Regions from separate parts of the Homo sapiens genome. Here region 1 is linked to region 2. A link is an interaction called in ENCODE POLR2A ChIA-PET data of the cell type or tissue named here. Cell type or tissue: MCF 10A. All regions are shown on one strand. Each heading gives the region's core, and the rest is flanking DNA. Links, peaks and the distances in the headings are about the cores only. Region 1 overlaps CD34 (CD34 molecule). Region 2 overlaps MIR29B2CHG (MIR29B2 and MIR29C host gene).

The links. ChIA-PET counts read pairs that join two places held together with the same protein. Peaks named below come from ENCODE experiments on the same cell type or tissue, not always from the same donor. Only the 100,000 strongest peaks of a DNase experiment are listed, where the experiment ranks them.
Region 1: POLR2A ChIA-PET joins it to region 2 with 5 read pairs; 5 of 35 experiments call an interaction of 5 or more read pairs at or near these places.

Annotation. Positions count from the first base shown.
Region 1 is chr1:207,882,570-207,886,955 of GRCh38, reverse strand. CD34 (CD34 molecule) reads left to right here. Exons shown (of 8, transcript NM_001025109.2): 8 at 1-4,386. Among named protein-coding and RNA genes, the nearest start is that of CD34, 26 kb to the left of the region's middle. In MCF 10A, for the core only: a CTCF peak has its summit at 1,700 (motif pointing left); a DNase peak (open chromatin) is centred at 1,705.
Region 2 is chr1:207,803,422-207,807,807 of GRCh38, reverse strand. MIR29B2CHG (MIR29B2 and MIR29C host gene) reads left to right here. Exons shown (of 6, transcript NR_135299.1): 5 at 1,711-1,803. Among named protein-coding and RNA genes, the nearest start is that of MIR29B2, 3.1 kb to the right of the region's middle. RefSeq lists an enhancer at 942-2,141. In MCF 10A, for the core only: no CTCF peak of the experiment used is centred there; a DNase peak (open chromatin) is centred at 1,827.

The DNA.
Region 1 (4,386 bases), core at 124-4,123, 79 kb before region 2:
CTCTCACCTGTACTCTTCCGAAAAATCCTCTTCCTCTGAGGCTGGATCCTAGCCTTATCCTCTGATCTCCATGGCTTCCTCCTCCCTCCTGCCGACTCCTGGGTTGAGCTGTTGCCTCAGTCCCCCAACAGATGCTTTTCTGTCTCTGCCTCCCTCACCCTGAGCCCCTTCCTTGCTCTGCACCCCCATATGGTCATAGCCCAGATCAGCTCCTAACCCTTATCACCAGCTGCCTCTTCTGTGGGTGACCCAGGTCCTTGTTTGCTGTTGATTTCTTTCCAGAGGGGTTGAGCAGGGATCCTGGTTTCAATGACGGTTGGAAATAGAAATTTCCAGAGAAGAGAGTATTGGGTAGATATTTTTTCTGAATACAAAGTGATGTGTTTAAATACTGCAATTAAAGTGATACTGAAACACATCTGTTATGTGACTCTGTCTTAGCTGGGTGTGTCTGCATGCAAGAGTGACACCCTCCATTAGACCTAGCTAGACTGTGCAGTGATGTGGTGGGGAGGACCAGCCAGGGAAGAGGGAGCACCTCAGCAGACACAGGCACCAGCCAGGATGCTAAGGACCTTTAGCCAAGTCTGCCAACTATTCTCCTCCATGGGGAGAGGAAACATCCATTTCCAGTGGTAGAAAGGCAGACCCGAATGTACCAGGGAGCTTCCAAATGGAGGGTGGTATGTTGGGTTCTTAGGAGCTGTACCCTTCATGAACACCCTTCTGAGAAGAGGAGCATGCTGATCACTGCTGCAAAATATGCAAAACAAAGGGAAGGGGCAATGTCCTGTGCACCCTTTATTATCAGGCCACCCCCCTCCCCAGCCCCCCAGGTCAGAGTAGACACAGTGAAGGACTATGTGGGGACTGTTGTTCTAGAGACCTGGCAGCCAACTCAGGGAGGGGGCTGGTTTCCACCCTCAAGATTAAGACAGCAGCCTAATTAAAAAAAAAATCTGTAAGCATGTACCTCCCCCCAGCTTCCAAAACAACCCCCACCCCACCCCTACCAGGCCATAGGAAGTTGGGGAGGGAGTGCTGAGGAGCTCCAGGAAACACTCCCAAGTGTGTCGACAGTGGCAGAGGCAGTTGGGGCCAAACAAAGGTTGATTCTTCCATTCTTATCTCCATAAAGCCAGACCTTTCCCTTCAGCACTCCTCCACCCCCATCTCCTTCTTGCTTTTCTCCAACTCCTCTAATCATAGGTTCTTCCCTAGGACAGAGGGGAGGCGAAATGATGAGGTTCAGAGTCTTCCCTCAAAGGCGATGGCTGCCTTGAGGGTTGGAGCAAAGGATGATGAGCAAAAGACGATGGTAATCAGTAGGGAAGTCCAGCCCACTTGCATCTAGTTGCACATCTTGCCTTGAGAGTAATCCAGTGAGGGTCTGTCCCAGCTAGGACATCAAGTAGGAGGGGTGGGTTCAGGGTTCAGATTCCTAGGAAATATGGGAGGAGAGGAAAAGGCAACTTGGATGCACCTCCAGCTTCAGGCCTAGCAACCTGCAATGCATCTCACCCTGAGTTTGCTGGAATGTGTATGTATGCTTTGGGAGGAAGGGCTGTGTGTGTATTGCGGGGTGGGGTGGGGCAGCTGGTTCCCTCTGACAGCTGGACAGCTTGCCCTGAAGAATTTGCCTGCTTTCTGGAAAAATCCAACTTTCCCACCGTGGGCCTGAGCGTCCTGGTACAGCAATGGCGCCACCTGCTGGCCTTATTGAGGTCCTACTGCTCAGCCTCAGCTCAATCGCCTCCATGTTGGGCTTCTCTCCCTGGCTGCCCCACCCTCTAGTCCAATTTCTCTTGTACACAAAGCTCATATAACTATAGAACGTCACTGTTGAAGAGAACTTTAAAGATACATTTAATTAAACTCCCTTATGGTATAGTTAAAGACAAACTAAGGCTCAGAGAAGGGAGGTGGCTTGCCCAATCACCCAGAATTCCAAAGTCCTGAATCTGTAGTTTTCCCTTCCATCATATCATCCTACTCTTCTGCCGAGTCCTCCGTGTTACTCCAGTTGGATGTCATGAAGCCAGTGTGGCAGTGTGAAGATAGGTTTGGGACTTCACTTCTGGAGCATTTCATCAACATAAGCTATCCTAGGCCTGGCCAGCCAAGCAGGTCCTGGAGGAGCCCCAGGACAAAGATCACAGGAGGCCATGAGGTTCGGCTTCTTCGGCGCCCACAGTGAGCCCAGGAAAATTAGCTGTAGGGTATTACACTGTTGACTATGGAGAGCATATCTGGAATTATCTTCAGCCAGATTTTCATCTGAATGGATAAATGGGAATACCATCTAAGTCCAGATAAATAGATCACTTCCATCTCATCCCTTCTAGGTAGATTAATCCCACACTTCCTCTTCACACAAAACCAGTAATAGGTCATCGATTTTGTGCAACAGGATGCTGCTTCTCTTCCTAAAGCCCCCATCGAAGAGGCTTCCAGCCACCATTCAATCATTCATCAAGTCTTATGATGTGCCAGACACTGCGCGAAATGTGCCAGAACATCTGTTATGTGCCAGACACTGTTCTTGAGACTGGGGATACAGCAAACACTCATGAAGCTTATAATTCTAGCAGAAGAGGACAGTAAACAATGTCATCTCAGTAAGTATATACATGTGTTTTCAGGATTGAGAGCTATGAAAAACATAAAATATATTGAGAATAATGGTTGGTATTTTACATATGGTGGTTACTTTTAGAAAAATAACAGTGGAGAGCACAGCTTCACTTGAATGAAGTGGAGAAGCAGGTTGTATGCCAAGCTGGGAGAGATTATCCCACACAGGGGAAAGGACAAGTGCAAAGCCCTATGATGAAAAGCTGCCAAGTGCAGAAAGCCTCAGATGGCAGGGGGCAAGATGGCCATGAGGTTGTGTCAGTGAGTGGGGGTGGGGAGAGGCAGGAGGTCAGACTACATGGGGCCTTTTTAGTTGTAGATTGGGAAGCCACTGGAGGGTTTTGAGCAGAGAAGTCATATCATCTGCTTTATGTTTTAAAAGGATCATGCTGGCTGCTGAGTAGAGAATAGAGGTTGAGGGATAAGAAAGTAGAAGGAGACCGTAGCAAGAAGAACGATCATGGCTGGGAGCAGGTGATCATATTGGCAGTGATGAGATCAAGCAGAATTCAAAAAGTGGTTTCAAAGTAGAGGTAACAGGACTTGCTCAGTCTATTTATTTCTTCAAATAATAATCATATTTACAATGATAGTAGCTAACAGTTTTTGAGTGCTTACTGTATGAAAATTGAGATATGGTGCCAATATTTAAATAGCATATTTTACTTAACATTCACAGAAACCCTGTGAAGTAGGTTCTATTATCTCAGAAAAAGAAACTGAAACTCAGAGAATAACAAGGGACTGTGTTACGTGCACAGTGGCAGAGGCAAAGATGAATAGGATGTGAGTTTATTTGAACCCCAAATGTTTAAATCTTGGGGATAATACAACACACATTTAAACAAAGAAGCAAGAAAAAAAATGCACAACAGAAAGTGAGAAATAACACGAGGAAAGACTAAATGAAGTGCTTTGTATCTAGATGTGGGCAGGACCCTTTCCAGCTGAGAAGATCTGAGACTGGGTCATGAACAGGTGGTTTCTGAGTGGGTCCTGTAAAAATGAATACGATTTTGATGATAGTAATGAGTAAGGACATTTGAGACTGATAGAAGAGTACATACAATATGTAGTGATGGGGAAAGATAAGGTACTGTCAAAGGACAATGTGTTTTCTGGTATGACAGAGAAGTAGAATGTGTTAAGGGAAGCCGAGTACCAGAAAGATCCGGGTGTCACAGTTTGTGTAGGGTGTTTAAAGCTAAACCACAGAGTTTAATTTTATCCAATAGAAGAGGAGCCACAGAAGAGTTTCCATTTATTCATTAATTTATTCATTTATTCAAAAAATATTTGAGTGCTTATTATAAGCCAGGTACTATGCCAGGCACCTGGGATAAGACATAGTCCCTTCTGTCAAGTCTTTACATTGGGTGGATGTGGGAGGGACAGATGACAGAACAATATGCATTGAGTGTAAGTGCTATGGTATAGGAAGCTCTGAGTGGGAGGGGCATGGAAGCCGTGGAAGACCATGGAAGGCTTCCCAGGAGAAGTGACGTCTGGACTGATCCTTTGGTCAAGCAGGAGTTAAAGAGGAGAAAAGGAGAGATATGGGTGTTCCCGAGAGAGGAAGAAGCCTTGTCCCAGGAGCAAAGTGAGGGTGATTGTTCCAGAAATGTGAGTGATTCTTTTAAGGCTCAAGCAAAGCATGTGATTCTTCTTTATACCTTCTATTTCTTTGCTGAGTGTTTCTGTTCTTTTGTTTCAAGCATGCTGCAATTGCTCATTAAAGCATGTTTATGATGG
Region 2 (4,386 bases), core at 312-4,311:
ACCCTCCTTCCTCCTCTCTCCTCCCTCCTTTCTCCTCCTTCCTCCTCCTGCTACTCACTGTTCTTGAGTCTGGCAGACAGAGGTCCTGATAGCAGAATGAGGCTGGAATAGCACCATAGGTGCAGCTACCAGCTGGGCCAGCCAAAGAGGAAGGAGAGAAAGTGGGCTTGCAGTTGGCTTTGGATTCAAATCTACCCTCTGTCTGGCCCAGCCTCCCTCCATTCTATTAGGGAAGTGGAACTACATCACGCCACAGGGTGTGCCCAGTCCATGTGTGTGGACCAGGTGTGTGCCCAGGTACTGGGGAGAACTGCCACTCAGAGATTAGTTCAGGAAGCACCCTGGGCTTCCTGGTGCCCCCCTTGGGCTGTGCTCTGCTCTGGGGAGAGTGTTTGACTTGTTGAAATGCTCTCTCCTTTGAGATGCTGTGCTCTCCCTCCAGGGAGGAGCAGAGGCTGTGCTGCAAGAGGCTGGGGCATGTCTCTGGAGGAGCTCTTGGGAACAGGAACGTGCTTCTCCCAGCGAGAGCAGCCATGCCGTCTTGTGAGTGTGGTGCCTGGTAGGATACTGCATCTGTTAGTTACTTCCCAGTGGCTGAAGGAAGTGGTCACCAGCTCTGCCTGGGGGAGGTGGGGGAGCTGGGCTTTGGGGCGTCTCCCTCCCTACCTCCAGAGTTAGGTTTCACCTGAGACTGTGGTTTCACTTTTGACTCCATCTTCACTGAGTCAAGCAGATGATTTAGGAATGACCAGGGAGCAGCATTGGTGGTTTGCCTTTGGATCTGCATTGGTTTGGACCCATGAACTCTGTGGTGGGCATTGTGTTTGTGTAATAGACCATTGGTATGCTCATTTTTCCTCTTGCAGAAAGCACTAGCTTTCTTGAAAGCAGTTCAGGGACATGCCCATCCTTCTGTGCCAGAGCTGAGCCCTTCTACTGGGGGAACATGGAGACACGCGAGCTCCAGTCTTCATTCCACTCCTCCTCCTTCCCTTTGCCCTCCACTGTCTCCTGCTGTCCCCCCAGCTCATCCCAGGGGCAGGGTAACCTTGGTGCATCCTCCCATCCAGCCAGCAGTCCCGACCCAGGGCCCCCGTGCCTGGACTGAGTCTGGGGTTTATGTCAGTAGTGTTAAGGGAGGGATGGAAAACTGAACTTTTAGGAGTGCAGCTGCCTAGGAACATAGACCTCCATACCTCTGACGCAGGGGAAACCAGAAAAACCGATGCTGGGTCCACGTAGGCTTGGAAGGCTGTTACTTTTTGCCTTCTTACCTGAATAGGAATTTGAGGGGCACTGTGGGTTTGGAGGATGTGATTCCCACACTGGGGCTCAGGGCCTGGGAAATGCAGTGGTCCCTGGGTTCTGAGTCCTCCTTTGAAGGCCACCCTGCCAGAAAGGAAGAGCCTGATGGAGGTTTCTGGGGACTTTGGGCCAGCCGGTAACTCCATGCTCCCTCTGCTCCACCCTTGGCCCCTCATGTGTATACCATTCCTTTTATCACCCTTCCCTCTGATTCACAGCCCCCACCCTGACAGCTAAAGACAGAATGCCCAGGCTGCTGCCTAGAATGACAGGAAGCTGGACTGCCCTTTCAGTTTATACATGCAATGGCCTGGGACTGTCTCTTGAGGGCAAGACATTCCCCTTTTACAAAAGAGCCTTCCCCAGGCCCCTCTCTCACCAAGATGAGCTCTTCCTTGCTGCCAGGAGCCCTGAAATCAGCATTCCCAGAGGAAAGAAGATGGCCATCTGGGCTTGGCTTCCGGCTCCCCCCATCTGGCTGGAACACACATCAGTCACGTAAGTAGCTGTGACTCAGCACCCAGCACTGCCTTGGCAGAACCTTCCCACGTTCTGGATTTGCACACACTGTGGTAGCGCAGCACAAGCAAGCAGGGTTAGGTAACTGGGGACCAGTGTCTGTTTGTTCAGTGGGTTTGCCTATGGATTTCAGAAAGAAGGATTCCCTCACCTTCCCATTTTCCTCCCATGTTATTTTTTAGGTACCATGCTAGGCTTTAAAGACAAAGCATCATTTATAGAATGAAGTAGAAGCTGTCTTTGCAGTCTCCAAACTATTTTTAACCAACAGCCTATAGATGGTATTTAACCCTCAGGTGTGTTTGGCCTGCACGGGTTTTTGTTTTTGTTTGAGACAGGGTTTCACTCTGTAGCCCAGGCTGGAGTGCAGTGGCACGATATCAGCTTGCTGCAACCTCTGCCTCCCGGGCTCGAGCAGTTCTCATGCCTCAGCCTCCTGAGTAGCTGGGACTACAGGTGCCACCACACCTGGCTAGGGTTATTTTAATGTATCTGATTTTGCATGCATTTAGACAAAATATGGCCTCTCCAGTTCACTGTATTTCTGCTGCATGCTGTTGCTGCTTCTCTGTCTCAGGTTTCCTGCCCAAGCCCTCCGAGCATTTGAATGTGCTGTGAGCAGCCTACCTCAGCCTCCTCTCTTTACACATGAAGACACTGAGGCCCATTCAGGGCAAGTGGCAGGTCCCTGTTCTCAGAGTTGGGGCCAAGCAGGTATTAAAACCATTGTGTTCTGATTCACTGTGTGCCCAAGCAGATTAATGCCCTGGTGTGAGGTCGAGAAGCCTCCAGGTAGAATGTGGGGACAGAAGTGGACCAGGCTAGAGTATAGCTCCCACACCTTTCCCATGCGTGGCAGCACTCGTAAGACTGACATGCCCACCCTTCTGGATGGGTGGTTTTCCTCCCCAGACAGCCCTGCCAACCCTTTCACCTTCAGCCAGTTTGTTTGGAGTCATTAGGCTGAGGTGGGTAAAACCCATCACCCTCCTTGGATGGCAGAGCTCTCAGCAGGCTGGGATTTTCATGGGCTGCCTTCTTACAGGTCTAGGTGGCCTTCAGGCATGGTGCCAGGGAAAGCAAGCCCCTTCCAGCCCTTACCAAACTAACTGGCTGCTTCCTAGTAGGGAACAGCCACCAGCTTGTTTCAGCGAAGAGTCATTGCTCAGCTGATTCTGAGAGGAGAAAACTGGTTCTGTTGGGAGGGCTGAGACCTGAAGGACCCCTTTTATCCAGTGGAATTGGAAAGGCAAAGGATTTCAATACTAACATGATTTTTTTCTCCACTTCTTTTAGAGTGTTTAATTAAAGTGATGCATTGTTAATGGCTTCTTATCTCTTCTTCCAGAGAGTAAAGAGTTAAATTTTAGAATCCAGGAGTGGGGACCCAGACTGTGGCTTCTGTTAACTCCCTCAGTGGCAGTGGCGTCCTGCTATGCACAGCCCCTCTGCTGTACTCCGAATGGTCCCTTACGGGTAGCAGGAGAGACATTAAATAATCACACTGATGACCAAGTGAGATAAGTGGTTTTTGAAGGAAAGAACTTGAGGCTGGCGAGGACCACTTAACCTTCTAGCAAGGGCTGGACTCAGGGAGGCTTTCCTGAGCTGCGGGGAGGATGACAGGTTCCCTGGAGTGGTGGTGGGTGGGGGCGGGGCTGAGGGGTGGTAGCCAAGGGAGGGTGAAGGAGAGTATTCCAGAAGAGACAACAGCTTAGGCAGGCAGGACCTCGCCATGGAGGAAGGTGCTTTCTGATCACTGCGGGACACCTGTGTGATAGCTCATAGGGAGGGGGTACTGGTAACTAAAAGTTGATAAGGAAGAGTGGCTAAAATGAAAAGCAGAAAAGTGAGAATCTCATCAAATCCCCTCATTTGACAGGATTTGGACTCCCAGTAGTAACTGTCCTTAAACACTCACTCCTGACCTTACAACCCTGGCTGTTACCTGGTTAACAAGCCCCAGGTGTTGGCTACAGGTGTCATCACTGAGAGCCCTTGTGTGCAGATCTGCCCCAGCTCTCCCACCTGTGACTGAGGCTAGCAAGTCCCCCGTGGGCTGTAGAGCCTAGCGCTGGTGTCAGAATCGCTTGTTGCAGGTTCATCTTCAGTGTCTTTCCCACAGCCACATGCTGGGGAAAGACGGCAAAGGCGCTAGAGGAGCAGGAGAACAAAGCAAGCTGCCCCAGACCACCCGGCTTTCGCAGAACCCAGATGATGCTCCTGTCTCCCCCTAAGTATAACGTGTTATGTAGTCAGTATGATCCCATTCAGTGCAGAAGTATCGCCTAGGAATTTCCTGCCCCACCCACCCTGTTTTGTTCTTAATGAAGTTCAAGAACAAAATGAGATGATAGTCAAGTTATGGAGCAGGCTGCAGTGGATACAAGGGCAGAAACACAGTCTTTGGAGTTAGACCTGGGATCTGCATTGATTGGTTGTGTGACTGCAGACAAGTTATTTAGCCTCATTAAGGATGAATTTCTTCGCAAAAATTGGAATAATACCTGCCCCATACGACTGTTGTGAGAATTAAACACCGCAACTTTTGATGTTCAAATT